Regions from separate parts of the Mus musculus genome. Here regions 2, 3, 4, 5, 6 and 7 are each linked to region 1. A link is a loop called in an ENCODE intact Hi-C map of the cell type or tissue named here. Cell type or tissue: heart. All regions are shown on one strand. Region 1 overlaps Cog5 (component of oligomeric golgi complex 5). Region 2 overlaps Gm40361 (a long non-coding RNA gene). Region 3 overlaps Cog5 (component of oligomeric golgi complex 5). Region 4 has its middle 23 kb from the start of Dld. Region 5 holds the start of Dus4l (dihydrouridine synthase 4-like (S. cerevisiae)). Region 6 holds the start of Bcap29 (B cell receptor associated protein 29). Region 7 overlaps Gm40362 (a long non-coding RNA gene).

The links. Hi-C counts contacts between places; a loop is a spot of excess contacts. Peaks named below come from ENCODE experiments on the same cell type or tissue, not always from the same donor. Only the 100,000 strongest peaks of a DNase experiment are listed, where the experiment ranks them.
Region 2: a loop joins it to region 1, with 4 times the contacts of the local background. A loop is called at or near these places in 2 of 42 quality-filtered maps.
Region 3: a loop joins it to region 1, with 3 times the contacts of the local background. A loop is called at or near these places in 10 of 42 quality-filtered maps.
Region 4: a loop joins it to region 1, with 3 times the contacts of the local background. A loop is called at or near these places in 12 of 42 quality-filtered maps.
Region 5: it touches region 1 in a loop (4-fold over the local background); 3 of 42 quality-filtered maps call a loop at or near these places.
Region 6: a loop joins it to region 1, with 2.1 times the contacts of the local background. A loop is called at or near these places in 3 of 42 quality-filtered maps.
Region 7: it touches region 1 in a loop (7-fold over the local background); 32 of 42 quality-filtered maps call a loop at or near these places.

Annotation. Positions count from the first base shown.
Region 1 is chr12:31,718,169-31,722,168 of GRCm38, reverse strand. The region is part of intron 6 of Cog5 (component of oligomeric golgi complex 5); the gene reads right to left. Among named protein-coding and RNA genes, the nearest start is that of Gpr22, 6.3 kb to the right of the region's middle. In heart, CTCF peaks have their summits at 1,366 and 2,379; no DNase peak of the experiment used is centred here; H3K27ac peaks cover 1,661 bases.
Region 2 is chr12:31,114,182-31,118,181 of GRCm38, reverse strand. The region is part of intron 2 of Gm40361 (a long non-coding RNA gene); the gene reads left to right. Among named protein-coding and RNA genes, the nearest start is that of Gm40361, 5.9 kb to the left of the region's middle. In heart, a CTCF peak has its summit at 1,886 (motif pointing left); no DNase peak of the experiment used is centred here.
Region 3 is chr12:31,925,038-31,929,037 of GRCm38, reverse strand. It overlaps Cog5 (component of oligomeric golgi complex 5), which reads right to left. Exons shown (of 23, transcript NM_001163126.1): 22 at 3,247-3,393. The coding sequence ends at 3,279. Hbp1 (high mobility group box transcription factor 1) reads left to right here. Exons shown (of 11, transcript NM_153198.3): 10 at 313-454; 11 at 1,531-2,583. The coding sequence ends at 1,548. Among named protein-coding and RNA genes, the nearest start is that of Hbp1, 23 kb to the left of the region's middle. In heart, a CTCF peak has its summit at 2,143 (motif pointing right); a DNase peak (open chromatin) is centred at 2,077.
Region 4 is chr12:31,372,565-31,376,564 of GRCm38, reverse strand. No RefSeq gene overlaps it. Among named protein-coding and RNA genes, the nearest start is that of Dld, 23 kb to the right of the region's middle. In heart, CTCF peaks have their summits at 22 and 1,810 (motif pointing left); a DNase peak (open chromatin) is centred at 1,794; H3K4me3 peaks cover 639 bases; H3K27ac peaks cover 445 bases.
Region 5 is chr12:31,653,130-31,657,129 of GRCm38, reverse strand. It overlaps Dus4l (dihydrouridine synthase 4-like (S. cerevisiae)), which reads left to right and starts at 2,304. Exons shown (of 7, transcript NM_028002.2): 1 at 2,304-2,440. It overlaps Cog5 (component of oligomeric golgi complex 5), which reads right to left and starts at 2,261. Exons shown (of 23, transcript NM_001163126.1): 1 at 2,147-2,261. The coding sequence starts at 2,240. In heart, a CTCF peak has its summit at 2,031; a DNase peak (open chromatin) is centred at 2,289; H3K4me3 peaks cover 2,452 bases; H3K27ac peaks cover 1,614 bases.
Region 6 is chr12:31,632,455-31,636,454 of GRCm38, reverse strand. Bcap29 (B cell receptor associated protein 29) reads left to right here and starts at 1,797. Exons shown (of 8, transcript NM_001164090.1): 1 at 1,797-1,850; 2 at 2,075-2,192. The coding sequence starts at 2,101. In heart, no CTCF peak of the experiment used is centred here; a DNase peak (open chromatin) is centred at 1,804; H3K4me3 peaks cover 1,680 bases; H3K27ac peaks cover 1,356 bases.
Region 7 is chr12:31,506,471-31,510,470 of GRCm38, reverse strand. The region is part of intron 1 of Gm40362 (a long non-coding RNA gene); the gene reads right to left. Among named protein-coding and RNA genes, the nearest start is that of Gm40362, 8.9 kb to the right of the region's middle. In heart, a CTCF peak has its summit at 2,307 (motif pointing left); no DNase peak of the experiment used is centred here.

The DNA of each region.
Region 1 (4,000 bases):
AATATTGACGAGTTCAACAGTATGAATACATTATTTAATAGATATATATCACCAAAACAGTGACAGGAAGCAATTGAAAACCTCTGTTATCTGTCAAATAATTTGAATTTATAAACATTACCCGATATGAAACTTATCAAATATTTAAGCAGGGATTGAAACTAATGATTACAAACTCATAATTAAAGAAAAGGGAACAGGTTTTCCAACTCATTTTATAAGTTCAGAATTCTAGAACTAGATAAAACACTAAAGTAAATGAAAAATTACAGACCAAAGTCCCTCATAAACACACAGGCAAAAGGCTTTATCAAAATAATATCAAATGAAATTATGCAATATCAATATCCATCATAACCAAGCATCACATGTCTCAGAAATGTGTGGTTAGTTTAACATTCAAAACTCAATTTGTCAAGATTAAATGAGAAAAATCAGGTGAGTTTTCAATAAATGGAAAAGGTCATTTTAAAAGTATAATATACATTTCTGATACAGGCCAAATACTCTTTAGAGTAATATCAAAAAAACATGAGTTCAGAATGGTCCAACTTCACATCCATGAGAACTATAAATTACCTGCTGTGAGAGATTAAAGATGACCTATGTATAGTTAGAGACGGAAGTATCGGTCAGAAAACTCAATATAAGGATCTACTGATTGCACACAAAGCCAAATGAAATCCCAGCAGGTGCTGTTCCAGCTTCCAGATGGATGAAAAGAACACAGCTCACACTATGGACAACAGACAGAAGAGAAAAGCTCTCTGCAAGCACAACCCTTTCTTAAAACTGTCAAGCAGCAGGGGTTAGAGTACCAACCAGCCCAGACTCTCAGAAGAGAAGGCCAGCTGGAGGGACACACTGGGCATGAGCAGCTGAGGACCCAGAAAAGGCCAAAGCATACACCAGGAAGACTATTCGGCTAACACTTTTATTGATTTCCCCAAGGCTGAGTGTGTGCTAACAGGAACATAAGAACAATGGAGAATCCACATGCAGAAACAGTTATGCCTATCTGCAGGCCCTTCTGCACAGACTTCACTACAGAGTCCAGGAATGCACTTCCCACAGTAAACGCATTCCTTTCCTTCCAGGAGGAAAACAGCAGGCACTGAGGGATGCAATCCCAAACTCATCTCGAATCCCTTCTACCAACTCTGCTATGTGTGTGTGACACTTAAGGCACTGTGAAGAGCTTAACTACTCTGTCGCTCTGTGAACACAGCTGAGCAGCTCACAGAGCTAGGGAAAGGAGATGTGGCTGGTGTAGGACGAGGGATGATCCTTCAGTTCTACGGCTGACAAACAGAATCCATGTTTACAAGTGGAAACTAGTAGAAACACTGAAAACTCTCATTGCCAAGAATCACCACACGGTGGCTTCCAGTCTGTCATGTGGATGTTTCCATGTCAAGTGCAATAATTGACCCAGGTAGAACTAGAAATTTTCGGACTGCAGGCTTTATGAGCCCAACTGTCTTGCTGACAGCTGCAACTTGTTTTCATGGCTTGAAGTTCCAAGGAAATTATTTAATATGCCAGCCTTCTAAAGGGCAGACCTGAAGATTAGATTGTTGGCAATAGTCCAGGATTTGGGAGGTGGGGAGTTTTACACCCTAAAAAGGTTAATCCAAAAGAGTATTGGTTGGAGACAATCATATCCACTTCATATTCAGTAGCTGGCACTAACATTAAACAACTTCATTGGCTTCAGTTTAGTCAAAGAAGTGGTGAATCTAGCCCAAGTATTCACCAGAACGTCTGTGAATAGAAGATATATGTGAGCCAGGGGATTTATTTCATGTGGTAAAGTAAGACATGCTTTAGTCCCACCTAGTCTTCATACAAAAATAAAACTGCCACTAAGGTCAGTCCAGAACCATCTGTGGACAAACTATTTTCATCTAGGTATGAGATCCAACTGCTCACTTCTGCTTGTGAATCGTGAAGTCCAAGTTAACCTCCTGCCAAACAGGGACATCACACCATAGAGCCAAAAGGTATATGGGGTTCAAGCACTTCATCTTAACAAAGATGTAGGCAACTGGCACATTTCAAAGGCCATGCACTTGAAGGGCTATTACTCAATGGTAGAGAGTACTTGCCTGCCTTGACAGGAAAGCCTGCTTCAAATCTTAACAGTAGAACAAACAAAACTTTTGGGAAACTTTAGTGCTAGAAGTTACAAGCCAGTGTGACCAACATAATGAAACTATCACAAATAAAGGAAGAAAGTTTTACAATTCATAGCTCAATGAAGAACACTTGCCTACTATGTGTAAGATTCAAAGTACAGCATTAACATTTTGAGAAAGGGATAATGGGTGGGGAGGAGAAGGAAGGAAAAAGGTTAAAGAGGGAGGGTGCACTTAGTAGCTGGGTCAGGCAGGTGGCACTGCTGTACTGGGAAATAGCCTGAGTTCTCCAGCAGCTATCAGGCTTTTTAACAAGCTGGGATTTCTTTTCTTTCTATTGGTTTTTTTTTTTGTTTGTTTGTTTGTTTGTTTTGTTTTTTGTTTTTAAAATCCCTCCTAGCATGTAGCAAACCAAACAGTGGGAGTCACCTGTAAAATCTGAAAGTATGTAAGACCATCAAAACCAGAGCATTCGTCCTGCAAAGGGCACCAGAGAAACAAGCAAAGAGTAGATCCAAAGGCCCCACCCACAAGTCTGCTTCTTTGAATTTGAGCAGTTGCTCCCCACTACAGATCACAGAAAAAGAAACTGAACAAATGAACTATAACAAGAGTCTCTAGAGGACTACCTTATTCACGCCCTGGCCAGAGGCGTGGGTAGTGAGTGGGAAGCTTGAAGGGAGAGTATCGACATGGCAAGGTTTTCCTTCCCCTTTGCCTCTTCACACTACAGTGGAACCACATCCAGCCTCCTCTACCCCGACCGACCACTGGCTCAGAGGCTTGAGTTTGCCCCTAGGCCTTCTCCTACAACTCTAGCCTACCTCAGTGCCTCTGCCTTACTTGCAACCTTCAGAGCCTCCCAAAACTTGTAGGATTCGACAGGCACCTCTGTCCTCAACTCTAAAGTGCCTTCTTTCCACTTCAGAAGGCTCCTCCTACTTGGCTTTTATCTAAGCAGCTGAGTTTGGAGTAAGAGGAAAGAAAGGAGCCTTAGATGCAGGACAAAGAACAGCTGCACCAAATCCCATGGTAAAAGTTCAACAAAACTCAAACACTCAGGTCTGCACCCTCACTGCTGCCACCTCTACTGCAGCTCTTGGGAGCACTTGACTCAATGGCTACACCCTTGTCCCTGCAGCTCATGAACTAATGCTGCCTCACTCATGGACTATCATTTTTCCTTCCCTCCTTCCTTCCTTCCTTCCTTCCTTCCTTCCTTCCCTCCTTCCTTCCTTCCCTCCTTCCTTCCTTCCTTCCTTCCCTCCTTCCTTCCTTCCTTCCCTCCCTCCCTCCCTCCCTTCTTCCTTCCTTCCTTCCTTCCTTCCTTCCCTCCTTCCTTCCTTCCTTCCTTCCCTCCTTCCTTCCTTCCCTCCCTCCCTCCCTCCCTCCCTCCCTTCTTCCTTCCTTCCTTCCTTCCTTCCTTCCTTCCTTCCTTCCTTCCTTCCTTCCAAGCACTGAGCATGAGCAACAACCAAAGCACCATTCTAGCAGCTTCTTCAGTCACTGCATCTGCCACTCCTTCAAAACAATTCATTACGGGGGCCAGTGGGGTGGGGCAGGATGGGCAGTAGATGTTAGACTTATTCTCTACAACTGCCCTTACCTTACAGGATTTGCTTCTGTACCTCACAGATACTTCATAGGCCTTTAAAGCACTAGGAACCCACAGAAGCTCTGTCCTTTCTTGGACCTTTGTCAGTTTCATATCCTTGCACAAATTTGCCAAGGGTCTGGGAGGGTATTCACTCAACTTATGAGCCACAATGAATATCTGTTTCACAGATGCAAGCAGAAGGTATATGATGCTGGGTTTAAGAAACAGGATTTTATCATCCATGATACAAAACCTAGTTTTAGCA
Region 2 (4,000 bases), 600 kb after region 1:
AGAATGACTCAAAGTCCTGCTGGTCACAGCTGTTTCATTTAAGGCACTAGCCAGACTTATACCTATCATAATAGGCAAAAAGACCTATTATGCCCCCAGGGAAATGAATTCTTGAGAGGAGCCAGTAGAATTCAATTGGGCTATGTAAGGTCAATGGGGACTGACAGTCACCAAAAAACAGGATTCGCACTGGGGAAAATACAATCACAAAGACTCCCGTTACACCAGCATAGCCTTCCGTGGGGTGCCCAGGTAGGCTTGAAACTGAGACACTTTGAGAATGTGGATGGCCATGGAGGCCTTTGTTAAATGGTGAAAGGGATGCTGGGTAACAAATTTTGGGGGTCGGTATGGAGAGGTTGAGAGAATCCACCTTTGGTTCCCAAGGGAGCTTGGATGGCTAGGGACAAGCAGTTGGTAATGGGTGGTTGACAAGTGAGACATGACTGGTAAGAGGGACTGTGGCTCAGGGAGGGTGTTGCAGATAGGCACAGAGAAAGCAGTGGGAGATGTTAAAGGAAGGATCCCATTGAGAAGGAAAAGAGTTTGTTGGATGATCTCAACCCAAGTGAGGGTTTGGCCATGAGTATGTGTGTATCAAAGGGGGAGGTTTGGGTTTAGTTATGTCTTGTAAGAGGGAGTATAAGATTTTATGTCTGAGGATAACTGGACAGCCAATAGGTTTAGGGGAGCCAGCTGGTAATGAATGTTAATTGTGGCCACAGTTGTCCAAGGTTTAAAGGAGCTAAGTTGGTTTCCATTATAAAATATACCCTGGGCCCTGGTGGCTCATCTATCTTCCCATGGGCCTTGGATGTATATTTGGAGAGTGTTGGCCTTACTGGCTCAGAGGAGTCTGAGTCCTAGTGAACTTCCTTCTGCCCTTGTGGTGCTGGTGACATGATAGGACCTTGGTGATCAGCCCCAGGAATGGGTCAGGCATAGGATAATGGCCAAATGAAAGACCTTGGTGCCTAGCTTCAGGAATGTGGAGGTGCCTGAGTAAGGGAATCAATCTAACAGTTTAGCAAGGAGAGGGAAGGGGGTAGGGGAAAGGGCAAGAGCTTCTGGCACCACATTTGCCATGCCTCTGAGAGCCCTCTAAGGTGGTCATCTCATTATCCCTGCCTTCACACACTGGACCCCAGGCCCCGTGGGAGTACGGCTCACACCTGGTTTTGCTTTTGTTTCTTCCTGGCTTTAGAAAGTTCTCAGATTATTTTGTTTTGTCACTAGGACCCACAAGATTAAAGTGGAAAGATCTGCCTCTTCCTTGTCTCACTAAGGAAACAAATAGGAATGGTAACAGGGCCTCAGGCCAGAGAGAAGGAAGGGTTCATACAAACACTACATTAATACTCTCCGATCTTCTCTCCCCTTCTAAGAGAATCATAAGAGCCGTGGGTGGTGTTTAAACTACTTTTGTGTGTGTTCTATTCAATAACAAACATCAGACCTCTGGTGGCAGACAAAAATATTATCTTTGAATAAAGAGCGGGTGAAGCCATTTTAAGGGTCTCTCTCTGACTCTCTGTCTCTGTCTCTCTCTGTTTCTGTCTCTGTCTCTCACACACACACGCACATGCACACGCACCTCACAAACATGGCCAGTGGATTGGGGCAACAACCCAGGCAGATTGAAGCCATTGGGGCACCCAGCTCCAATCCAGAGAACAACTATGTAAAAGGCTCACATAGCTCATACTTCCTCCCTGGAAGTTGAGAACTCACTAGGGAGAGCTGCAATCCCATTGCCCTCGTAGCAGTGGGCGATCATTTTCTGTACCCCCAGGTCACCTTTTGATTATCTAAACTGATTTGGACAATGTCCACAGGTGGCTTTCTCTAGCGTTTCTTTTGTGCAGGATAAAGCACGGGCGCCCTCTGGTGGTCATCGGTAGAAACATCTCAAGTGGGAACCATTCATTCTGTGGGTGAGAATCCCTGAGTTCCTGGACTCCTCTCATCTCAAAGCCACTAAATCACCCAAACAAAATGGTTTATACTGGTTTATGACTACCAGATCTTTCTGAGGTCATGCTTATGGTTTCACAGTCCCTGTTGCCACGGAGCCGTGCCATGATGTAGAGTGAGGCTGAGGTTTGTTAATCAGGGCCACAGTGAGGACACAGAAAGGAGGACACAGAAAGGAGAGAGCAGCAGCCTGCATGCCCTCTGTGGGAGGAACGCTCAACTCTGTATGACAACTCCGATTCACCGTCATAGCGTGTTATCTAAATAACTCTGAGAAGGCAAGGCAGGTCTCCTGGGTGCAGTGCTAGAACCAGGGGCCTGTGACTAAGGGGCGGGTGATAGACTGGATAATTGCTGTTTCGGGCTGTTTGCAAGGCTATACATCTTGGAGACAGAAGAACGGAAGCGGATGACATATTTGTAATATGTATGTGTGTCCGAACTCTCTCACCAAGCAGCCATGTTGAAAGACAAATTGACAGAGGCTGAGAAGGAGGAGGTCCTGGTTGGTGGAATGGACCATCACGGACGGGGCAAGAGCAATTGGTTTTGTTGTTGTTGTTGTTTTGTTTGTTTGATAAAGGACCCAGAACCTGATAACTTCTGAAGCACCTCCAAGTGAACCATGTCGTTCCGGACCAGAAAGTCAGTCCGATCCCTTATGAAATTTCCCTAAGGATCTTGCACCATGTGTGAAAGTTGGAACATTTCCCCCAAGAGCTCTCAAGGGACAACAATTGTCTTTAGGTGCATAAATGACACAGTGGCCCAAGGGGTTCACTGGAGTGGTTTTGAGTCTTATATCAACCACAACCACCACCACCACCTCCACCTCCACCACCTCCACCCCTGTCCAGCCTTTGTTTGGTGATAAACGGTGATGTGGAAGAGTCTAAGGTGAAATCAGCCCTTCTGACCACAAGGTGCTATTGGCATGTTGCTTTCTCATTACAATAGAAACCCAAGGCCATGCCAGAAACATGGAATACCAGAGCAAATACCTATATTTATGAATGTAGAACTTAATTAATGTCCTGTATTCTAAATTACTGTTTACTTGTGCTTTGATAAAAAGCTGAGCATTTAGTATCCCATATTTAATGTTACTTATATTCCTCAGTCTGATGCAGTGAGAGATGTGATCTGGGACTTGGGAGCAAACTTCAGCCAGGGCTAGCCCATGGGTACCTGTTGCTTTGACTCTACTCTGCCCGGAAAATGAGATTTACCAATGAGACAGGCAAATACACACGTCTCAGAGGACATTCCAGCCTTTCCATAGTATTGTGAAGTAGATAAGCTAAATGAAAAAATGCTTCTTCACCTCAAGTTAGTAATTAAACTTTTCACCCATCTTTCCTCTATACATTATACATAAGTTTGGTTGGTTCACATTGTTGGTCCGTTGTAGACAATGTTCCCTACAGAAACCACTTTCCTCATAGCTGAGATGGAGGTTCCATTTCATCATAAAAGTTAATATATAGTATTCTGAGTATCAGCTTTTCATGAGCTTGAAACCTACCTCAATTGCAGTTTCGACTCCCTTAAAAACTGGGTGTTTCCAGCCTTACGATCACTGTTATTTCACAGCCTTGGTTCATGTAGTTGAGCGGGAGGGCTTTGTTTCCTCAGTGTTTATTATTTTGCTATACTGCATAAGTTTCTAAATTAATGTATTGCAACATACCACTGCCTCCTCCAACATAGTGTGTGCATGTGAGACAATATCTTATATAGTAACCTTACAATACTTTGAAAGATCTAAAAGACAGAGACAGCCAGAAACTCATACGAAATGGAATGAAAAACAAAATCCATATTTAGCATGGCATTTCATAAAATTATTCATATTCTTCCAGTGAGCATTAATAATTTAGAAACTCAAAATTGACATATTTATGAATGAAGTTGAGTCTATACAGCCTATAGAATATTTCTTCTGAAATCTTTTTTGTTTTTGATTTGTTTTTTTTTTTTTTTTTGTTTGTTTGTTTGTTTTTCGAGACAGGGTTTCTCTGTATAG
Region 3 (4,000 bases), 210 kb before region 1:
CAATAGCTTTGCACACAAAATAAGTTTTAATACAAGTTGAATGCCCCACGCTGCTGACACTGAACTTTCCTTTGGAAAATTGCCAGTTTTCTGGCAATTTTGGATGTTTTAGAACAATTGTAAATACTATCATTATTCCACCAACTGATAAATGGATGCATATGCCAGGATTTCGTTGAAATGACCATGGTAGTCTTGATCTTTCCCCTTCTGTTTTTTTTTTTTTTTTTTTTTTTTACATTTCTCCCCAAAGTAGTAGCAGCTGCTACACATTTTATGAAACTTTACATTATGTAAATATTTACTTTGCAGAGCCATAAGTGTGATCCTTGGTGACAGGTGGAAAAAAATGAAGAACGAAGAAAGGAGGATGTACACATTAGAAGCAAAGGCTTTGGCTGAAGAACAAAAGCGTTTAAATCCTGACTGTTGGAAAAGGAAAAGAACCAACTCAGTAAGTGTTAGTAGTAACAGAAGTCCTGATCTGATGCTCTGTGTGTTCTTGTGCCATGATGGCAGGCAGAGTCTTAAAGATCCCTCACCATTATTATACTTCAAACCTAATACTGGAGTCTGCCTTTTCTATCAAGAACCACTTGAGTAGTACAGCAAGCAGATTTTCTCAAGCTAGCTGAAGAATGCCCCAAGTGCTGAGGAAGTTTTAGAGTATACTACTAGTAGTCTGGTTAAAAGATGGACATCATTAACTCATTACAGTAGAAGATCTTTAGTTTTTGGTAACATCCTTGCAGGCTTCTGCTATAGGCAGAAACTAGGAGACACAGGAAGGATGAGAAAGAAGTTTCACAATGCTGTCTTTGGCTGGTAGACGCCATTCTTATAACTGTTCTTTACTTGAATAGCATCCTTTATGTTTACATTTTAGATTATTTAGCACAAAATACATAGGATAGACTAGAATAAACTTATGTATTATTTTTTTAAAATGAAGATTATTGGAACGGTAATCAGAAAGAAGGCTTATTAAGGGTGTTTAGCCAATCCTATATAATTTGTAGGTTAAATGGCTCAGGGATTTATTTTAAAGTAGGGTCAGCCACCAGATGAACTGTAGTGTAGAGATTTGTTCTGTGTTTTTTGGTGTATATGTGTGTGAGTCGAGGTTTCATAAGTAGCCCAGGCTGGCCTCAAACTTGCTTTTGTCTCCAAGGATGACCTTCACCTTCTGATGCTTCCGCCTCCAACCCTTGCGGTCCTTTCAGGGATTACAGCTATGCAATACAAGCTCAGGTTCTGTGTATGTGTACATTCAAGTCACAGAACAAACTCAAGTGTTGGTCTTGCCGCCTTTTATTTAGTGCAGGGGTTTGAACCCAAGGTTCTGTGCTTAAAGGCAAAGTATATCTATGGAACCACACAGCCATTCCCTACAAATTCTCTAATGTCTGGAACTTCATTTGGGACATTAGCACTTTTCTGTGCATGCTGGTCTCACATTTGTTTAAATTTTCCAGATACTTAAGCTATGAGCCATTAGGAAACTGAGAACCAATTATTTTGTTTCCACAGGGCTCTCAACAGCATTAAACCTGATGCTTGTGTTTGTAAGTCTGCATCTGCATAAGTACTGACTCTGGATGGAAAAGCTTGGAAGACCTTGGTCTCACCATTTGTCTACATTTGTGTGACCATAAAATGCTGGGAGCATTGAGTTTTGTAATGATTTAATGGGTGAGGATTGCTTTCTCCATTAGAGCATTAAGCTATAACTATCAACATTGTAAACCAAATTGCCTTATTTTCCTTCCAAACTTCATATATCTATCAGGTAATATAGGCTTGAAAATTGATATCCTGTGGTGCTAAAGTACAGTAGAAAGATGTGTATACGTTTTATTTTAAATTGTACGAAGGGGAATTTAAAAATACGTAACTGCTGTTTATACATCAGCTCCTTACTGCTTATTAATCTGTATTGTACCCACGATATCAGGAGTGAAGCAGACGCTGGCCTTTCCATGAATAGCCACCACATGGCCCAGCATCTCTGCCAAACACAGTTGCTTCTAGTCTGGCCAGTGCCAAGAGACAACATAACATGGCAGGTGGATGGTGTCGGTGTCATTGTCTCAGCTCAAAGAGCCACCTGCTTCAGATACCATGGGCATGTGCTGAGTGGATGCACCAGGGGGCAGCACAGCTCCATGATTCCCAGTGGGGCCCAAGCCAGGCCAAGGTGCAGTCAGTTAATAGCATTGGGACAGTCATTGTAATGGTGCTGTTACCAGTCGACACCATTGTGTTTGACCGCGTTCCTGTCTCCTCAGCCACATACCCTCATCTGTGCTGTCAGTGTGTCTCTGGTGGGGCAGACTTTGCACTTACTGCAGTGCACCACTTGCACTTTACTCCCTCCGGCTTCTGAGACAGAGCAAGTACTTCAGCAGTCCTGCTGCTCTTGCTCTGAGCTACAATCATGGCTTCTCATGTTACTTACCAAGTGAGAGTTTTGGTTAGTAATCACAGCTGTAAAATTGATTTACACTTGTTAAACATATTGCCCCTCAATTTTGCACACTATATTCTTGTATATTATTTCAAATAAAAGGAAAAAAAAGGTCTGTCTTTGATTTCTGGTTGACTGAATTCATGATACCTATCAGTATAATCTGATTGGCAGATGGAAAACAAATTCTTGATAAAACTGAGTTCTGGTGTTATAAGTAGGTTTCTGGTGGGGTTTTAAAAATTAAAGAATGTTAACAATGGAGTAAAGACTAAAAAATAAGGCCCTGAGTGCCTGTTTCTAGTAAAATGACTGTAAAGAAACCCTGACTTCATTTAAAGCTGTAGTTAGATCCAGTAAAGAGCATTTAGCAGTGTGTCTGCCTCAGCCTTGGGCTCCGCCATAGTTACTGGGCTTGACTACATGCCCACATCACTTTGGGGTAGAGTGGCTCTGTCAGGTGTATACTCCTCAACTCCCTGCCGATGTGACTTCTTTCACTGGTTCGTTATGTGCTTAACACTAAAGAAAGTGGCAGGCTGGGAGGATACTGTCCCTTCATAAGCAGTGAAAATAATGAGCCAACTATGACAGCAAGTAAAATAGCCTTCCTCCATCGTCTGAGAAGGGGAACATAGGTAGCTTTATGAAAAAGCCATGTGGGTGCTATGTGAAGGCTGAGATGCTTGAGCTATTCTGACATTTAAAGAAAAAGTGCTGGAGGTAACAGAAAGAGGAAGGACAGAAAATCAACCATGATCTTTAGTTGTAGTTGCCACCTTTGGACGGGTCTGTTCATGGAGACTGCAAGTCACTGAAGAGCAGACATAGCCTTTTGAAGCAGCTGAACCATAATGGGATAAACTGGTGCAAATTCTTTACCGTCCCTGCTTCTCACTGACTGAACATAAGCTTCCAGGGCTCCCCTGTAAATGCAAAAGAAAACTGTCATAAGTCCAACAGTTTTGATAGCACCGATATGGAAACAAGACCGTCTGTTCCTGGAACAGCACAGTGCCACAGACCAGTGTCAACAGCCTTTACACGTGCATTAGAGCTACAGTGGCTGTGCCAGGTGAGTGGTGCAGTATGGCCGATTTCAGTCTTCATCTCAGTATGTGCTCCTTTCCTTTGTCCTGAAGGCACGTGAAAGAATGCACATAGCTGTGTCTCCCCCAGAGCTCAGCTAGGGGAGAAAAAGCCTTGGACACACATGCTCAGACAGACCCTTTGCGCACATAGTAAAACAGACAGGGCAGCCTACAGCTACAGCATTTTCGGGTTTTTAGTTTTTGGTAGGTTTTATGATGGAAAGTCTGAACTTAGTTAAGTACTTCCATGTGTTGCTGTGCCGTTGCTTTGATAATCTTTGGTTTGTACTAGGGACAGGAGACAGCAAATGGCAGCAGCATTCATGGCCCTTGGCTTGCTCCTTTATACCTAAGGTCATTTCCTTCCCACCACCACAGCAGAGCTGTAGGGAAGCTACAAGGCTACAACAGTGGTCTCCATGAGAAGACGTGTGTATGTTCG
Region 4 (4,000 bases), 350 kb after region 1:
CTTATTTTGGCGGGACAGGGAGCTCCCTCTACCTCCCTATGCTGGGATTACGGTGTGTGCTGCGGTAGTGAGGTTTATTTACAAGGATGCTGGAGATTGAAACTGAGGTCCCCACGCCTGCCGGGCAAGCCCTTTACCAGCTAAGCCTTTTCCCAGCCTTGCTGCCTCTGTTTTTAACTATTTGTTTCCCAGCCTCGCTTCCTCTGTTTTTAACTATTTCTTTCCCAGCCTCGCTTCCTCTGTTTTTAACTATTTCTTTCCTAGCCTCGCTCCCTCTGTTTTTAACTATTTGTTTCCCAGCCTCGCTTCCTGTTTTTAACTATTTGTTTCCCAGCCTCGCTCCCTCTGTTTTTAACTATTTGTTTGCCACTCCATCAATGCCAAGGTGTACTAGTCAGAAGTCTTTTTGTTGCAGCTAATAGAGATTCCACGCCCACCCCCACCCCCCAATTTTTTTGTGTGCAAAACAATATATGTTAGCTAGTTAGACCTGAAGCATGCAGGGGTAGAGCCAAGCACAAGCATGGCTTCCTTGAGGACTCTGAGTCATTCCGAAGCTGCTTCTTTATTTTGATTGGCTCTAAATTCCTTTTTATTTGATCTATTCTAATGTACTTGGAGTAAAACAGTGCAATGTCTTATCTCTGTGTCCACTTGAGCATCTAAAGTCTTCATCTCTTTCTCCTCCTCCTCCTTCTCCTCTCCCTCCTCCTCCTCCTCTTCCTTCTCCTCCCCCCTCCTTCCTGTGATGTAAGTCTGTGAACTAACGACTGTGGCCACGCTTGAGTATCAAGCCCTACCCATGTAAGGGTCCATGACTCACCAAAGAATCATACCCCAGACTCAAATAGTATGCAAAAGCAGAGAGTGTTTTATTCTGCAGACATCTGCATGCTGGGGTCTACCATCTACCATGATGGAGGTGCCCCAGTAAGCTTCCAGTCCAGACTTAAAGCATATTAGGGGAATTCTGGGGAGGGGTAGGTGACCTCTATCTTAATCGTTGGCTCTATCTCTAGAGACATTCCAGAACCCATTGCTGGGGTGGGGGTGGGGGACTGGAAACTGTTGCTGAGGAAGTCTGGAAACTGCGGCTGACCCTTTGTCCTTGCCTCAGGCCAGGGGGCAGGGCCTGGACTTGCCCAGACTTGCCCAGTTCGTAGTAACAAAGATTTAGGCCTAGTCTCCTGAACTGCCAATTTGAAGCCTGTCAAGAAGTCAGCCTACCTCATCCGTAGTTTTCAGAGCAGAGATGTCCAATACAGATAAATTGATAGCCACTGACGTGCAGACAGATAAAGGCAACATATATAAATTATATTCTAACAGTCATGTGTTTTTTTAAAAAGTAAAAAAGGAACGGGGTCTTGGGTGTGTTTTCACACATGTAATCACTACACAGCGTTTGGGAGGCTTAGGCAGGAGGATTATGAGAAGGCTACACAGCAAGATGTGTGTGTGTGTGTGTGTGCATGTGTGCAAGAGAGAGATTGATTTTTTTTTAACCAATTAAATACAATGTTATTATTTTAACATGTAATCAACATTTCTGAGACAGCAAAACCTATCATTTTAACTGAGTTTTCAACCACAATCCACTGGAGGGTGGGATGAGACATCCTTTGAGAAACAGTATCCTTGAGACACCTTTACTCCTCTGTGCTTCCAAACTCACCTTTGGAGTGGTCAGAGGAGAAAGGCCTGATGACCGGTGTGAGCTGTCAGGAATGAAGGCGGGATTGATACTGGGCGGAGCCAGGGTTACACAGATGCTGCTGTTACTGCTGCACTGCTGCCCTCTGCTGGTTATATTATATCACAACCATATAAACAAAAAGGACGCTGGGCGTTTGTGAGCCCTTGACGTTTCTGGCAGTCTTCTTTCACAGGCTCTTGAAGTGACTTTCTTTTTGGAATTTTGATGCATTACAGAGCCTAGGAAATTTTCATGGGGTTACTGTGGATCATCTTACCGATGTCCCTCACAGGGTTTTCTCCACCTTTCATGGCAGTCAGCTACACACTGCAAGTATTCATGTTTCTGTTTCTGTGTATTTTCCACTTCTTTAAAAGAACACAAATGGAGAAGATTCTCTTACATCCCAAGCTTTCTTCAGCCATTAAGTACTGGATGGCACTCTCACCTCTGTGGCTTGTGAAGACACTGCTTGGTATATTTGAAGAACATTGTAATGTTATTATAAAACAAATCTTAAAATTTACACAATGCCTTATTAAATTCATTTTTTTAATGTCTGGTTCAAAACTCTCCTCTTTGTAGTTGTATCCTGAACTACTTATGGACGAAGGGTTTGATGACTGGAATTTCACCCAAAAGTGACAAGTTGAAGAAATACTGGCCACAATGTAGTCATTGTTGACACTGGACAAGAGGTGCAGGGGGACCATTATGCTAGTTTGTCTCTTTGAAGTATATTTTAAATTACTCTCCAAAGAGTAAAAAGAGCAACAAAATTGCAAATTCTTCCCAACATTCTGTGTAGTACTGTACACACCGTGGCTACTACATGCTACTCTGTTACTTACTACTGTGGGTTAGAACTTCATTGTTTCCGGGCAGGTTATAATTGCCTTCTTAAAAGACAAACTCAAAGGACAAAAAAAAAAAAAAAAAAAAAAAAAAAAAAAAAAAAGGCATGCTGGCTCACACCTGTGATCCCAGCATTTGAAAGACAGAGGCAAGTAGACTACTCAGATCTGAGGCCAGCCTGTTCTATGTAGTAAACAGACCAGCTATGGCTACATAGTAAGCCTCCATCTCTAAATAAATAAATAAACCAACCAACCTACAAAACGAAGCAAAAAGATAAGCTAAAAAATGAATTGGCAGGGCTGGAGAGATATTTCAGAGGCTCAGAGTACTTATTGCTCTTGTTTAAGTCCCAGCACCCATAGGGTGGCTTACAACCATTCATAACTCCAGTTGCAGGGAGTCTAACAGGCACGGTGCACATATATACACATGCAGGGAAGACATCTACTCATATAAAGTATGATGAGTACACCTTTAAAAATTAAAAAATAAATAATTGGCTAGTGCACTTACAGAAAATAATTAAATAGGAATATATTTAGTTAGACATTCTAAGGAAATTCCTTCAGAGACATAGACATCAAAGGGACTGGGTGAAATGGAACACTTGGTGAAGTCCTTGCTGAGCAAGCATGAGGAACTGAATTTGGGTCTTAACACCCACATAAAGGTCTGGGCATCGTGGCAGTCACCTGCAATCCAAACCCCCACTTTCATTAAGACCGGTCATTCAGAAGTTCTACATTAGAAAACCCACTTAATAGCCCCAAGAATAGTGGTGTTTCTACAGTAGTTATAGCTCTGACATTGCCTCCATTTAATCTAGTTACATCCAGTTACATCCAGTTACATCTAGTTACCTTTCAAACATGCTCCTTTGTTCCTCTTTAAACCCTGTCATGTCAAGAACATAATAACTTTTCTCCTTTAGAAATGATCACCATCACCATCATCACCGCCACCATCATTTGTATGAGCATTTTGCATGCATCCATGTATGGGTACCAAGCGCATGGCATGTCCACAGAGATCAGAATGTCAGATCCTCTGGAACTAGAGTTACAGACAGTCGTTGTCTGCCATGCTGGTGCTGGAAATGGGATGCTTTGCAGGAGCAGCAAGTACTCTCAATCACTGAGCCGTCTCTTCCAGCCTCCTATAGTTTTTCTGAGACTTCCATTTTTCTACATTATCTCTAGTTCCATTAATCCTGTGCATAACAATGATCTTCCAGTCTCAACATCCATTTATTTACTTATGTGACCCTAATGTTTTGATCAATTTAACTTCATTTTTCCTTGCAGTGTCTCGGTGGCTAGGGAGAACCACTTCACTGGAACATCAGATGAAGCATAGTGAATGGGGAAAATCACACACATTTTCAAGGTATTTACCCTCAAGTGCCTTTTCCACTTGGAGAGCTTTAATTCTGCCAGGACAAAGACT
Region 5 (4,000 bases), 65 kb after region 1:
AGAACCTGGGGAGTTGGGTAAAGAAACTCCTGAAGAATGCTTAGAGAAAAAGAAACTGGAAAGAATGACTAAATCAAAAGAGCTAACTGTGTAAAGGAAATGGTGAGTACAATCTCCCATAGACGCGACAGTAAAAGATGAACACAGCTAGCAGATTATTCAGTGGTTGATATTCCAGAATAAATCACATAAGTTATCTCTTTTGTGGTATTCTTATCAGTGAAAAATCAGAAGCTGCTCACAAATTTTCCAACTCTGCACCTGTTCACTGAGCCTATCAACCCTATCTTTAGGCAAATTCTAAAGACAGTGAATTGGTTACTGAACAAAATGATCAAATTTTCAGGTACATTTGGGGAAACTGGAAAGGAATTTAGGAAATTAAATAAATACATATATACATACATACATACATACATACATACATACATACATATATACAAGGGCAGTGGTGGCACAGGTCCTGAATCCCAGCACTTGGAAGGCAGAGGCAGGTGAATCTCTGAGTTCTAGACCAGCCTAGTCTACGAATTAAATTCCAGGACAGCCAGAGCTACAACAGAGAAACCCTGTCTTGAAAAATAAACAAATAGTGTGGGATCCTTATATCATATAACAAATTACTTCAAGGAAAGAGCCAAGCTTTTACAAGTTTAAATAGGATAAGAAGCAGAAGTGCCCATCTGACTTACTTCCAAGGAACCAATGAGGACCTCTGCAAAGTGATTTTAACATTATAGAATGGGAGTGTTTGGATTCTAGACAGGAATAAACTCCACAGCACAAAGGAAGGGAATGTCCTTAAAACAAAGGGCTTTATTTAATTGCTGAGACTTTACTTAATTGTATTTGAAACCACAGAAGGAAAAAAGCAAGCATAGTTTTAAGTTCAGTTTAAGCTCAAAGGCTGGACAGCTATTAAACACACACACACACACACACTCGTTTCAGGATTTTGAAACTTGGTTAAATTTAAATTTCAATTAAGACACAAAGATGAGGTGCATCAGGCAGAAACTCTAAGAATATACCACAACCTAACTCTGAAAAACATCACTAGTCTTGACAAGATATAAAATATCTATTAAAAAGATATAAAATATTCAACAATCAGGGAAAACACCATAATTTAAATTTCAGTTTGATCCTTTAAGCCACTCTTATGTGGAAAATTAAAAAAAAAAATCTGTTCCTACTGTATGCAGAATACTGCTTTTAACTCTGTGGAATATAAAAAGAGGTTCCTATGCTTGGCTTGGTAGCCTTTGATCCCAGCAGGTGGTAGACAGAAGCAGGTGTATCTCTGTGAGTTCAAGGCTAGACTGACTGATCTACAGGGAGTTCCAAAACAGTCAGGGTTTCATAGAGTAACCCTGTCTCAAAAACAAGGGGGAAGGGGATTGGGGAGGAGGAGGCGCAAGGGCCTCGGAAGCAATTAAGGTGATAAATGCAAACGCTTTTAATAGATGAAAGAACTTAGTGTCAACTAGAGAAAAGATGGGATGATTAAGGCCTAATACCTTTAGCAAACTGAATTTTGTTCTGTCTCTCAGATTGAGCATTAATACAACCGAACTTGACTTTCAAGCGTACTATACTATAGAAAGGTATATAGTTAATTTACTTGGGATAATTTCTCTTCAAACTACCAGTAATCCTGACTTCAGTACTCGACATGTATGGATAACAGAGGCACCTGCATAGCCCAAGAACTGAACACGGAAATTTCCAACTCCACATTTTGCATCCTCCATCCCTTTCCTTAAGCAGCGAGCGGTCTGTCACCTAGGGTGAGTTCACACTTCTGGGCACGGACAGTGCAATCCTTGGTCAGGAACTGAGCAGCAGTAGCGGCTATCAGCCCCGACCACGTCGTGCAGGAACTACAGCGATGTCCCGGGCGCATCATGATCCAGTGCAAACCCCAGCAACTAGACACCAGGTGTTTTCCCCAAGACACCCACGGGAAGAGAGGAACACGTTCCCCGTGAAACTGGGGGACCAGGACAATCCCGGACGCCAGGGGGCCGGGCGGAGGGGAGTGGCCAAGTCCAGACAGGAAAACTTTGTGCAAAGTGACCGGTAGGATTCTCGGACTCTGCGCAAGGCAGGGCGACCCAGGCCGGGCCACCGTCCGACGCCTTACCGTCCTGCAGGATCGCCTGCACGGTCGCCGCCACTACTGCGGAACCCGAAGCCCCACGGCCTGCTACGGAAATTGTGCTGTCTCCACCTTCCATGTTGGCAAGTGCCGGGTTGATGACGTCTTGCAATCGCCCCGCCCTCCAAGTGACGCAGAATCAAGGCGCCGCCCCACCTGCCCGGCCCGGGTTGCGTTTGGGAACCTAAGTACTACAATCCTACGTGCAAGGAAAGACAGGTCGCCGCCGGGGCCTTCTCCCATTCCGCTCCGGACGCAGCCACCGCGCCGATCTCCAACGCAAGTATTGGGCCTGAGAACTCCGGCGTGGGGAAGAGGCTCTTGGGAGCGTCACGGCCCTCCTCGCCCAACACGTGGGAGCTTAGGGCTGCTCAGCCTTACCTAGTCCCCGCCTGGAGTGGCAAGCCCGGGTAGCAGGCAGTATATGCTGGGGAAGAATAGTTGTTAAGCTCTGCCCTTAAAAATAAAAACGTTTAAATATTCGTAACTATTTATTGAGTTGGTCTGGAGCTACTCTGCATTTTGCATTCCCTTAACATCGCCTCAGAAGATTTTTCCCTCCTGTGTTTGACCTCAGTCACGATGCGGTAGCGAGAGGCAGCGCGCCTAGAGTTGCATTAGATTTCAGTATGCATAGTTTACGAAACTACTTTGTTTGTAATAATCATACACGACGAATAGCATTATCTGAATTACAGGATGATTTTCTTTCCTTAGCTTTCTTGTTTTTCACAAAAAAAAGATTGACTTTAGTCTACATATTAATATGCAATAAAGTTTTTAACGCCCACTATACATACCAGCACAAGTTTTCAAAAAAAAAAAAATTCACTTATATTTTAAAAGGAATTCTAGGTGTAGAAGCACATATTACCAAAATATTATGTCCGGTGCTGCATGCTTTGGAGAACTTTAAAACAAAATATTGATACCTTCATCCCATAAGTTCAGAGAGCTGTTTTTGGTCTTGGATGTGACTTAAGCATTTTTATTCCTAAAAGTTTCTGCATCCTAATTTACTATCAAGATTGAAAGCTATAGCTTATTCAAGAAATTCATACTGAAGCAGACTTTGCCATTTAGTCTGGCCACAAGAATGAGTAAGAGCAAAATCATGCTTTAGAAAGTCAGTCATGACGCCATTGCCGATCACCACCTCCTAGTGTGTACCAGTTCTGTAATGTGTAAGATTCTTCCCTCCTTTGCAAATAGTCTCTTAGTGGTTTACTCCGTGTTTATTCCTCATATCGACATAGCCCATCTCTGACTTAGCTTAATTACGCTCCCATTTTCCTCTGAACAGTGTTGACACTTCCAAAGATTTCTTGCAAGCCATGACATCCTTCAGTATATTGGCCTTGTGTTCATTTAGCCTACTGCCAAACATTAAAGACTGAATTTTGAACAACTAGCCTTTTATAGAGTTAGCTTTTATCTGGCAATAGATTACAAAGGCCAAAATGGAATATAAAAACAAAAACTATGAAGTCAAAAGCTTTAAGTACAACATGAAAAATATTAAACAATTTTATCACTTGTACTTTGGGCATAAAAGTTATTTACGGTGCACTTACTTGGTAATAACTGAATATCTTCACTGGTAATAAATTTAGATTATTTAAAATAATAAAGTTGTTTCTGCCTTCTGATTCACAAAAAAACTAGAATAAAAGTATCAGAGTTTCTTTTTTAAGTTGTATGTGTATGTATGTAGATGAATATATGTGTGTGCTACAAGTCCCCTCAGAGGCCAGAGGTGTAGGACCCCCTGAAACTGAGCATAGAAGTACCATGATCCTCCCAATGTGGGTGCTAGAAACTGAACTCAGATCCTCTGCA
Region 6 (4,000 bases), 86 kb after region 1:
CTTGGGTGAAACAGGAATTCTTGACTGTGCCACCAAGAGAAAAAAGAAAAGTGGCAGGGGTGGGGGAGGAATTTCAGAGGCTTAGTAAGAAGCAGAATTGGAGTTTATTGTTTTCGAGCTGGAGTTTCATGTAGTCACAGAAGCTTCAGAAACACTCTCCAAAACAAGAAAACAAGAAACAAGAAAACGAGAAAACAAGAAAACGTGAGCAAGTGGTGAGGGAGACATTGCCATCCACCTTTGCCCTCCACCACCATATACATGTGCACTCGCAAAGAAGGTTCTAAAGAGCGTACCATAGATTTAAGCACAGACATTTTTTTGTTTTGTTTTTTTGTTTTTTGTTTTTTCGAGACAGGGTTTCTCTGTATAGCCCTGGCTGTCCTGGAACTCACTCTGTAGACCAGGCTGGCCTCGAACTCAGAAATTTGCCTGCCTCTGCCTCCCAAGTGCTGGGATTAAAGGCATGCGCCACCATTCCCGGCGCATAGACATTTCTAATAGACACTTAGCAGAAGGACACTACAAACCCAAATGAACATGGGCTGCTCAAAAGTCATGATTAAATTAAGCATCTGAGCAACTGCACAACAGCCTTACAGGGGATTTTTAACCTTTTGAAGTTACATTCTGAGATTTGCAAATATTCACATATGTTGAAAACCTGGAAGTATTTGGAGTTCCCTTTTAGATTCCTAGTTTTGTTAATAAAAGAATGCCAAAGCTTTTTTTAAAGGGCAATACTATTAATTTGGAATTAAAAACAAACAAAACAAAACAAAAAAAAAAGGTAGCCAAGGGGATGGAGAAGAGGAGGAAAAAGACAAAAGTTACATCTTTAGGCATAAAGGGTCCAATAACACTGCCTTGTTCAGAAATGAAGGTCTACCAGTACTTCCGGGAGGGGGCAGGTATTCAGAAATGAGAAAGCCCATTATCAGCAGAAAGCTTGCTTAGGCTTTTGGCCATCCACTAAAGAAAAACAGAGGCAGGTGTTAGGCTTTTCTGAATTAGAACCCAGAAAACCAAGCAAGCTTACTACTGCCACAGGGCAGAAGGAAGCTCCTTCAAGGAGTGCCATCTTGGGATGTGTAAGTGCTGCGTCGTATTAATGGAATAATTATCCCTCCCACCTCTTTAACACATCTCCAAGTGAATCCTTTTTCCTGGATAGTGAACTCCTGGCCAGCTTAATGGAGACAGTATGTAATGTAGTATGTAATGTTATCGGGATGCCAAGTCTCTACTTGGAGCAGGGATATTACAGGAATTGACCAGAAAGCCTAAGGAGAGGCAGTAGTTAGGTTTTTCTTTCTAGTGTTACCAGGGAAACCAGAGGTGGAATGCAAAGTTAACCAAGCATGAGAGCATCCACCCTCAAAGGTTTCTGGGGCCTATCTAGTTACCTAAGGGAATATGGTTAGGTAAAGGAGTAGACCCAGCAGTTCCCACAAGTTGCCTGGTCTTGCCTATGGGCACGGTAGGACCAGGAAAACAGCATGCAAAACACAAAACGCTCCACAGACCCCCCAGGCCTGGGCCATGACTTAAATTCAGTTTAGCTCCGGGCAGGGAGGCAGGTTACCACCCTAGGGCACCTGGCTGGGTCCCACCATAGACCCGGGCCCTGGCTCCCGTCATCCGGCATCAGCCGCATCGGGGATCAGCCCTCCGGGGATACCGAGCCCACGTGGAGGAGCCTCGGCCGCCTCACGCCGCGCACCAGGAAACAAGGGCCGCGGGAGGCGCGGTCGCGCCAGTGTGACCTCAGCCGGGCCCGGCGCGCTCCCGGCGGCGTGGGACGTGCGCGCGCAGGCGGGCGGCGGGGCACGCGGAGCGATCGGCGGCGGGTAAGCCTGACGGGCGGCGGGCGGCCCCGCTGCTGACCTCGCGTCCGGCGGCTCGGGCCGCGGCGTTCTGCGGCCCGAGCCACCTCGGGACCGGGGAAGAACCTGCGGGGCCGTCCGGCGCACTGCCTCGTCACCCGGAGTTAGGCGAACTCCCGGCAGGCCCCACGCCGCGTGTCTGGCCGTTCACCCATGTTTCTCTAAAATTGAAATCTTTCTCTGTATAGGTGTGAAGAAAAAACAAAACAAAACGATGACAATCCAATGGGCGGCGGTTGCCAGCTTTCTTTATGCTGAAATAGGACTCATTTTACTCTTCTGTCTGCCCTTTATTCCTCCACAGAGGTAGGAAACCGTCAGATCCTTAACAGTACCAAATGTTTGATTAGCTTCTTCAGGCTACGGCGTGCGATGCTCTTTGTAAGGTTAGAAAGTTTTGGGAGGGCCGGCGGGGTGGCTCAGTAGGTAAAGGGCCCTTGCAGCCAAGGGAGAGAATTTCAGTTCGATACCCAGAAACCACCTGGTGGAAGGGGAACCGACTCCACAAAGTTGTCTTCTGACCGCCACACTTCCACCCTGGGACGCCCAGAAACACCCATGCACGCACATAAACACATGATGAATACACATGCATACATACAACAAATGGATAATTAAATAAAAGATGGGAGCCAATTATATAAAAGGTAGTCTTTAAAAATGAAACTCAAATTTGCAATCTGGTAACTATTAAAATTCTACTTTATATAAAGCTTGATTCTGTGTACAAATAGATTTTCACCTCCTTTTTAAAAGAACCTAGGTTTTTTTGGGGGGTGGGTGTCTTGATTACAGGTATAATAAAGCCATGGTTATGCCTTGGACATCTTTCCTGTCTATATATCTATATTCTCTCTCTCCTCTCTCCTTCCTCCCCCTTCATCCTCTTCCCCCACCCCCCACCGCCTCTTCATTTCTCTCCTTCCTCTTCCCCCTCTTCCTCTCTCCCTCCCCTTCCCCTAAACTGCCCTGCATTTGAGCAGAGAAATAAAAGGATGGGTGCAAAACTGTTTACTTGGGACAATAAAATGGACTGGCTCAGGGTCCACGCAGTCTTTCAAAAACTTGAAACTCCTCATCTGCTTGGTTTGCAGCTCTTCTCTGTCCTGGTCTCCACACCATGCCCTTTCCTTCCCTCACAAGAAGCAGTAACTCATACTGTAGGAAGGGATGTACCAAGTTCTTCCCACCAACCATGGGTTCTATAGATCACATGCTTAAGGCCAGAAAGGCTCTGTTCCATAACCTAAGTCACCTAACTGGTCAGTGTCAGACTCCAGATGAGATCCTTAGCTTACAGTCACACAATGCTGTCCCTGTTCTTTCTACCTCAGATTTCAAGCAGACATATTTGGTACTACTTATGACAGTCTCACACATATTCAAGAAGTCATTTTTTTTATGCACAACAGATTTATAAATAAGGCTTAGAGCTTTGATAAAAAGAAGTCATCAGGAGGATTGATAGAGCAGTCTTTTTCTTCTTGCCATTTACAGTTTTGTACCCATCCTGATCTAGTAGCTGTTAGATGAAAGTGTGAATCGGTGCACATGACATATGAATATTGTCATGTAAGAACATGTGGTACACATGTACAGGAATCATCTGTGCCCCTCCATGTGTTTATCCACAGTGTGTATGTCAGTCATAATCTTTCAAAGTCTTCATTTAGTCTGTCTAGTCTTTTCTCCTGTAGTGAAGTGGTTGATGGTTCATGCATGCTCAGAATAACGGCTTTCATTTGACTTCCTGTTGTATGACTCAGAAATTTTTTCCCTTCTCTGGTCAGTTTTCCTGGTAATAGTGGTATAGACTTCATATGATATTGTGGTAATTAGACGAGATGGTGCATGTGTTCCAACCAATAATACATCAACTCAATAAATAATAGTTATTATCTGCTCTTAAATTCAGTCTACTGAAAACTCCTAGATGGCCCTTCTGGGAGGTTCTTATATTCCCTCTTTTATTGACTCTTGAAGAGGTGAACAAATTTACATTTGAACCTACAACAAGCTATTACCATTTATATTCTTTTTTTTTTTAAATGTTTGTAGTGTTAAATTTAAATAGTGCCTATAGAAAATGCTTTGAGTTTGGTCAACAAGGCAAA
Region 7 (4,000 bases), 210 kb after region 1:
CAGAAGGGTAGGGGACTCAAAAACCTTAAATCCTCATTTTGGGTGTGTTAAGTTAAAGATGTGTTTATACAAATAAAGTGTCAAGTAAGCAACTAAAAGACCTGGGGTGTGTGTGTGTGTGTGTGTGTGTGTGTGTGTGTGTGTGTGCATGCCTTTGATTCCAGCATTTGGGATGCAGAGGCAGGAGGATCTCTAAATTCAAGATCAGTCTGGTCTACAAAGTGAGTTCCAGGACCACCAGGGCTGCACAGAGAAACCCTGTCTTGAAAAACCAAACTAAACAAACAAAAACAAAAACAAAAGAGCAGCTATCTTAGATAGGGTTCCCATTGCTGTGAAGAGACACCATGACCAAGGCAACTCTTTCAGAGGAAAACATTTAGGTGGGGCTGGTTTACAGTTCAGAGGCTCAGTCCATTGTCATCATGGTGGAAAGCATGGCAGCATCCAGGCTAACATGGTGCTGGAGAAGGAGCTGAGAGTTCTCTATCTTGATCCACAGGAAGCAGGAAGAGACAGTGAGCCACATTGGGCATAGCTTGAGCACAGGAGATCTCAAAGCCTGCCCCTACAGTGATATACTTCCTTCAACAAGGCCATATCCCCGAAATAGTGCCACTCCCTATGGAGCAAGTATTCAAACACATGAGGCTATGGGGGCCACACCTATTGAAACCATTACAACAGCTAAATTAAAAAGCCAGGGGAGATGTGAATTTGGGAGATGGAGAGGAGAGTGTGCAGTCTAGGGCTCTAGGCTGAATAAGACTGCTACAGGAAAATATTTCATAGACAACTATAAGAGTACTCTGCACGAGCCCTGCAGACAAGCTTAACTAAAGGGTGGTGCGGAAAGTAGAAGAGAAGAAATAATCAGATGGAATGAGAAAATGGAGAGAAAAATTCTTTAAACTAAGGAAAGGAACTGTAAGGTAGGTGTTTCAGCTCCCATCAAGGAAGCCCCTCTATTTGTGCAAGAAGTTCCACTCCTTTCCTGTGTTAAGTTCATCATTCTGTTCTGAGCCAAATCTGTTAGTGCATGGGCACCTCTCCTCCCGGAAGTCATTTCCCCAGCCAGCCCTCAGGAAATCATAAGATTCTAGGCACACTAGCATCGCTCTGTCCTTTCAGCAGCCACGTCCTTCAACACCTTTGCACTTAGCTCTTCCTCTAACCTAACTTCTTGAAGTTTTTAAGCAAAGACTATGGATTTCTTATTTCCCAGGTCGCATCTTCCCAACAAGACATTCTCTGCCCAGAGCATACATATGCATTCGCCATCCTGTGCCATGGCTGCTCTATGCCACAGTGCTCTACTCTAAGCATGGTCTGTGCTTTACCCTACATGACCTGCTCTAAGCACTTCAGAGCATAGAACCTGTCCGAAATTGTTGTGTGAACAGTGTCAGTTTTACCCCACTAGGAAGCAAGTTACAAAATAGATGTGATACTATAATCCCAAAAAAAGGCAGGTGAGGGCAGGAGAAACATGAGTTTGAGGTCAGCTTAGGGGCTACACAAAGAGATCCTTCCTCAAAGGCAAACCAAAAATAAATGAAAGCAAGTTTCTAGAGGCTGCAAAGCTTAATAGTGGGTAGAGGGTGAAAGCTGGGAACACAAGAAGCAGTTGTTTTCTCCCAAGGGGGAGAGGGTCACCATTTCAGCAATTCTGAGATGCTGTGTTGGAAGGAGGATTGTGGAGAGCATGAGAAAACAGCATTTGAGTAAGCTGGCAAGGTTCTGACTGTGACCGCAGCAGCACAGTCAGAGGGTCTGACTCATGAAGTCTCCCCAGTCACTGTCCTGGGTGCCCGCCTGCTAACTCTGTCATCACAACCTGTCCGTGCATCTGGAGCAGTATCGTACCTAGCCAGAGTTCTATCACAGGGCCTGCAACAGTGTCAGACACACAGCAAACAGTCAGTAAATCCCGAGTAAAGGAGTAATCAGGAAAGACAACGGCTATACAAAAACCACTGGTTTTCAAGAGGGGACTTTTCCAAATCATACCTTATCAGCAAAATAAACATCAAACAAAACCCAAAAAACAAAAACCAAGAAGGTTTCTGCAAAACACAAGCCCAAGGATAACTGTATCCACACAGGGGCCTTGAGTCACAAATCAGAACAAAACTTTACTGTCTTATGCTTTACCGTCTTAGTTTGGGGGGAGAGTACAGAAAACTTATATGTAGATACGAACATTAATTAGTACTACTGCAGTTTTGTTTCCTTATAATTTCCAATTTTTTGACTACAGAATCTTGGGATATTTTATTTACCCATGGGCTGGTGCCACCTAGTGGACATTATCTCCTTAAACAGGTTTGAGTCTAGAAATTTTTTATTTACCTGAGAAAGGAAATGATGGGGACTATGGCTAGTTAAAGTCACTGGTCAATTTCACTTCCTAAAGTCCCCTGCAGACCGAGACGATCATCTCTACTTGAAAGACAAAGAGACTTAAGACAAGGAGACGTTTGGGAAGTTTCCAAGATCAGTCAGAGAGACACTGCAGAGCCAAACTCTCACCACTGTACCCACAGCTCTACAGCAGCAAGTCACCTGTGCAATTAAAGAAGCCAGCATTATGTATCTGTATAAGGGAGGCAAGCAGATGGTGGTGTGCTTTAGTGCCCTGGAGATGAGACTCAAACACCAACAGGTTTCCAAGGAAGCAGTTTGTTTATCTCCACCTACGTGCCTGAATCTAATGCTAATCACCCACTGGAAGTCTTATAATACCATAAAACTGGACGTTGGGGATGGCAAGATGGCTTAGTGGGTAAAGGTTCTTACTTGCCTTTCAGCCCTGGAGACCTGAGTTTGATCCCTAGAAGCCACATTAGAGTGGAAAGAGAACCGACTTACTCTACAAATTGTTCTCTAGCTTCCATACATGACCTGAGGTTCATGCACACATGTAATAATAAATAACTTTTTAAAGCTGGGTGTGAAGATATCAACATTCAGATTTGGGAAAGCCATAAAAGTTCAGTCTTTAACATGAAGATTACACATCAGTACAGCCACCATAAACACACAGCTATGACTGCCTTACCTATACCTTGCTGATGCTGTAGGTGGCTGCTGTGTCATTATATTCTATCCTGACTTCATCAGTATGCATCTCTAACAACTCATGCACCATTACTGCTTAAGAAAAGAATGCAGGCTGGAGTGATGGCTCAGCGGTTAAGAGCACTGGCTGCTCTTCCAGAGGTCCTGAGTTCAATTCCCAGCAACCACGTGGTGGCTCACAACTATCTGTAATGGATCCGATGCCCTCTTCTGGTGTGTCCTTAGACAGCTACAGTGTACTCACATACATAAAGCAAATAAATAAATCTTAAAAAATGAAGAAGAAGAAGAAAAGAAGAAGAAGAAGAAGAAGAAGAAGAAGAAGAAGAAGAAGAAGAAGAAGAAGAAGAAGAAGAAGAAGAAGAAGGCGGCATTTGCCGGGCAGTGGTGGTGCACGCCTTTAATCCCAGCATTTGGGAGGCAGAGGCAGGCGGATTTCTGAGTTCGAGGCCAGCCTGGTCTACAGGGTGAGTTCCAGGACAGACAGCCAGGGCTACACAGAGAAACCCTGTCTCGGGAAAACAAAAACAAAAACAAACAAACAAAAAACAGAGAGGAGAGAGAAAATAATGCATTTCTGATATTTTCTAGCATATATGTGTTTAAAATGTCTCCAATGTTTTCATGCCCATCTCCTATGGCATCCAGAGACTAAAGCTTCAAGTACTGCATTTAGTTCTAAATCTCTTGAGTTTCATTAACCTAGAAAAGTTTCCCAATCCTTTTTCTTCTATAAAACCAGATTTAAAAAAAAAAACAAGGTATGATAATAGCAGTGCAGCTAGATGATCATTTAGGGATTCACAGAGAAGTATGACCAATGGCACGGAGGGAAGGATGCTGTAAAGCACCAGGCATGACCACTTAGTCTCAATGTTAATTTGCAGCCACCTGAGCAGAATCCATTAGACAGAGTTAC